2 separate regions of the Homo sapiens genome follow, and region 2 is linked to region 1. Evidence: chromatin loops called from intact Hi-C (ENCODE). Cell type or tissue: Calu3. All regions are shown on one strand.

Region 1 (2,500 bases):
TGCATGTTTTTGAAATATATTTGAACTTTTTTGAAATATATTTGAAAATATATTATATTTTACCTGAATGCTTAGACTCTAATGTGAAATTATATGATGCAGGGATTTTCTTCAAAATGATCTGGGATAACATAACTCCAACAAGATTTGAAATAAGTTGATAATTATTAATGTGGTTTTGGGGTACTTGAGGTTTATTATATCATCGCTCTACTTGAGAATTTCAACTCCAACAAGATTTGAAATAAGTTGGTAATTATTAATGTGATTTATGGGTGCTTGAGGTTTATTATATCATTCCTCTACTTGAGAAATTTATGCTTGAACATTTTTATAAAAGGCTTTAAAAGTTGAAAGTGGGCTATGATTCCTGTTAGGTACTCTCTTGGTACTTTTGTACCTTCATTCTAAGAAATACCTTCACCATTTATTGCCAAGAATTTTCTTTTTCAGTTCTGATTTAACACTATAAGTTAAAAATATTTGATGAGCTGTTTATCTTGTTTATGAGATTTGGCTTTTTGTCCCATCACTCTGAGTCTCTCAATGCTGTTTACAAAAAAGTAATTTCCTGAACACTTCAGGAAAGAGTTTCGGACATTCCAATTTTGTTGTTACTATTTTAGAAAAAGGAAAGAGATTTAAAAACTTGCTCAAGGTCACAAAGCAATTTGATGTAAAAATCAGCCCAGGAAACCAAAACTTCATGGTCCTGGAAATGAGTTCTAATCATTGAAGGTTGCCTTGATTGAGACTAAATTTGAACTGTTACTTTGATTGAGACAGAATTAGATTGTAGACAGGCCCATGCTTTCCCATGCTAGTGCTCTCTTCTCTGAGATCTTTGGTATTTATGCAGTAATTCAAATGAATCACCTCCAAATTTAAATTGAAAACGTGTTTGGCAAGAACAACAGCTTTATGGATCCATGCAGAAACGTTCTGGGAGTGTTCTCTATCAGTCATAGTCCTATGACTCATATCAGTCATCGTGAGTAATGCCTGTCAAAGTCACCACCATAGACCCTGGCTGAAAAATCAGTGCTATGCACCCTAGTGTGGTAAGTTGCAGCGGTTAATGAGATTGATGTTGTCATATCCATGAGAACAGTTAAGCTCTTACAATTATTTTTAGACCTAATAGGAAGAGTATTTCCTATTCTGGTAGCCATAATTATTCTCTAATAAATAAATGACCAAACTCTGAGTCTATGTATTAAGCTTTGACTGAAATACATATTTTTCAGGGCTGATTTCAAGGTCATTTCATTAAATTAGATTTCCCAGGGGAACAGAATGTCAATGTACTGCCCTGAAAAAAAGGTTGAGATATTAAATGTGTTTACATTTCCCCTTTTGCCCTTGATTAACAAAATGTAGTACAGAACATTTTGATTTAAAGTTCATAGTTCATCCAAGGTTCATAATCATGAAATTATTTCATACCTCACTCTGAAAAAGTAAAATGAAATGGTAATTGTCATTCCTATTTAAACAATGTGTTAGATTTTGTGCTGTGTAACAAATTATCACAAACTTAAAGGCTTATAACAGCACCCATTTATTAGTTCACAGTTCTGTAAGTCAGAGGTCCCTCTCAGCATGGTCAGGTTCTCTGCTCAGAATGTCACAAGGCTGAAATCAAGGTATCAGCCAGACTGAGTACTTGTCTGAGGATCTGGGAAAAATCTCATTTCATGGTCATTCTTTGTGTAGACAAAATTCACCTCCTTGCTGTTGTAGGAGTCAGGACCCATTTTCTTGCTTGCTATCAGCTAGAGCCATTCTCAGCTCCCTGAACCTGCCAACATTCCTCGCCACATAACCTCTTTCACCTCCAAGTCAACAGCTATGGGTCAAATCCTTTCATGCTTTGTATCTCTAATTTCATCTTCTGTGACTAGCCAAAGAAAAGGCTCTGCTTTTAAAGAGCTCAATTGATTAAATCTGACCCACATGAGTAATCGCTCCATTTTAAGATCAACTGATTTGGGACTCAGTATGATTTCTTATGACAAATGGTACTGTATATAGATTTAGAACAGTACAAATCTAATTGATTACTGTAAATACAGCCTACAACTACTAAGTACTATCTGTAAATGAAGACTATGATAATGGTCCTCCAGATCTCTGTGATATTAATACTATATTTATTATAAGAATTTCTAATTTACTCCTGAAATGAAAATAAATCTGATTGTTTTATTACTATCATTCTCCTTTCTAATTATAGGAAGTTTTTTTTCTGAAAAAGTATTAGATAAACTCAAGGTCTATCATGACTCAAAGATCCTTTGACTTATCAAAGTGGCTCAAAAATAATCATATTTTAAAACTGTCATTTTTATTGTGTTTGTATTGATTAGTGGCAGACATAGTTACACATGTAATAATATCTCAGATGAAATGGCATATCATAAAAATTCTTGTCCTTAAGAAATAATGTATTTTCTAGAAAACAAGGTTTTTACCAGGTCCAAAGGAACTAAGTTTTGCA
Region 2 (2,500 bases), 65 kb after region 1:
CTAAAAATCCAAAAATCCAAAAATTAAAAATTAGCTGGTCATGGTAGCGTGTGCCTGTACTCCTAGCTACCCTGGGGGGCTAAGCAGGAGAATCGCTTGAACCCAGGAGGCAGAGGTTGCAATGAGCTGAGATAGCACCACTGTACTCCAGCCTGAGTGACAGAGCGAGATTTGAGACTCCATCAAAAAAAAAAAAAAAAAAAAAAGCAAATTGTGGCCCTACTGTTTCTAGTTTGTTACTTTAACCCTAAAACAACCTGTTGCTGCTTATAGTTCTGACTCAAATTCATACTAGGTCTTAGCGATACATCTTATCTCTCCTGAGACAGCACTAAAATAAGAACATAAATGCACAAAAATAGAATTAATACGTAACTAAGAAGAATGTAGGAAAGAAGTTTTCAAAAAATGAGGAATAATAACAGATTTCTAACAACTGGAAAATGCAGAACAAACTACTAAACGGAATTAACAGTAAAGATCTAGAAAATAAAATAGAGAACTCTGTTACAGTGTAAAGCAGAAATGCAGAGTCAGAAAGCATGAGGGAACAGATAAAAGACCTATAGAAGTGGTATGGACGCCCCATATCTGAGTAATAGAAACCCAAAAACAACGTGAATACAGAAAATGGAGTAGAAGAAATCAACAGAGAACTGATAGAATCAAATTCTTCCAAGTTGAAAGACATGAGAATTTAAAGTGAAAAATGCCAAGTGGAATGTAAAGACCCCTACCCAGAGATAATCATAAAAGCTTCCAATATTAAAAACAGGTTATCTAAAAATAAATGAGTTATCCAGGTGTGGCTTACACCTGTAGTTCCAGCTACTTGGGAGGCTGAGATGGGAGGATTGCTTGGGTCCAGGAGTTCAAGGCTGCAGTGGGCCATGATCACACCACTGCATTCCAGCCTAGGGGACAGAGTGAGACCCAGGTTCTATTAAAAAAAAGAGAGAGAGAGAAAGGATTAGTTTAAACTTATCACCAACACTGAATGCTAAGAAAATAGACCAAAACCTTACAGTTTTTGAGAAAATATTTTTGACTTAAAAATGATATACACAGTTCAATCACACGCATACAGATACACACACATACACACACACATACACACCAGAATAAAAGCATTTGGTAATATGGTATGTATTTACCACATACCTTTTAAAGAAAATAAATAAAGAAATTAAAGAAAATAAAGAAAAATAAGAAACGAAACAAGAAAAAAAAGAAGAAAATAAAGAGAAGAAAGAAGAGGAGAGACAGGAAAAAAGTGTGGGTCACACCCAGGAAAGCAATGCAGGATATTCCTGTATGGCAGGAAGGATTGATGGTGTCAGGAGGAAGGCATGTGAGAAAAGACCTCCCCATTTGAGAATCACTGGGAGAATGTGTGAAAAACGCAATAAAGACATGTTACCTCTTTAAAACAATAATGTGCTAATATAGTGAAGCCAAAAAAGACAGAGACAGAAAGAAAGAAAAGTTGATGGCTAACCTAAAGAAAATAAAGGAAGAAAGTTGTGTAAAAGGCTACGATACAAATGGAAAAAAATTAAATCTCTGGCATGGTTTTAAGCAATTGATAGTGAGAAAAGAGAATGTATTCTGTCATAGCACAATGCATGACTCAGCATAGTCATAAAAATGTAAATTTCCAGACTTAATTCATGGAGAAAGGGTGAGAGATTTGGTTGCTGTTTAATTTCAAAGTACAAATTATAATAGTCTTAATAAAATAAAACTAGGTTAGCTAATAAATGGTGGGAACTAAGGGAGGTAAAAGGTGGATGAAAGAGTGGGGATGATAATATCTCATAATGTGTTAGGGTATTACTATTATCACAAAAGTAACCTGTGGAAGTAATGAAATGATAAATAACTCTAAACCACCCATAATAAGTATAATATAATTAGTATCATGAAGGAATCACAAAAAGAAATGCAAACGAAGTATTTAAAACTCTAGCCTGGGCAACATGGCAAAACCCTATCTCAACAATTTTTTTTTAATCAGCCAGGTATGGTGGGCTGCACCTGTGGTGCCAGCTAATCAGGAGGCTGAGGTAGGAGGATCAGTTGAGCCATGAGGTCGAGGCTGCAGTGAGCTGTGATCGCACCACTGCACTCCAAGCTGGATGATAGAGTGAGACCCTGTCTCAAAAAAAAAAAAAAAAAAGAAAGAAAATTTTAAAAAGGTATTTAAAAGAGTTCACAGCCGGGAATCCAAACAGCTGTTGAAGAGAAACAGTTCTGTTATTTTTATCGTAAGCTCTTCTAAATTATTTATTATTATGTTTTCATGTACAATATCGATAAATTTTTAAGATAATTTTTGAAGACAGAGATTTAATGACATTTCTTCCATGAAACAATCTGAAGACTTAAGTGGCTTTCTTCTGTACTTCCATAGAACCCACCCAGTACATACCTCCAGTGTGGCACTGATTTTATGCTATACATATGACTGTGTGTTCATCTCCTCCACCAGACTGTGAGT

What was found. A loop is a pair of places that touch in the nucleus more often than their neighbours do. Peaks named below come from ENCODE experiments on the same cell type or tissue, not always from the same donor. Only the 100,000 strongest peaks of a DNase experiment are listed, where the experiment ranks them.
Region 2: it touches region 1 in a loop (2.8-fold over the local background); 4 of 110 quality-filtered maps call a loop at or near these places.

Annotation. Positions count from the first base shown.
Region 1 is chr14:28,675,707-28,678,206 of GRCh38, forward strand. No RefSeq gene overlaps it. Among named protein-coding and RNA genes, the nearest start is that of LINC02300, 63 kb to the left of the region's middle. In Calu3, no CTCF peak of the experiment used is centred here; a DNase peak (open chromatin) is centred at 995.
Region 2 is chr14:28,741,020-28,743,519 of GRCh38, forward strand. FOXG1-AS1 (FOXG1 antisense RNA 1) reads right to left here. Exons shown (of 7, transcript NR_125758.1): 3 at 815-940. Among named protein-coding and RNA genes, the nearest start is that of FOXG1-AS1, 23 kb to the right of the region's middle. In Calu3, no CTCF peak of the experiment used is centred here; no DNase peak of the experiment used is centred here.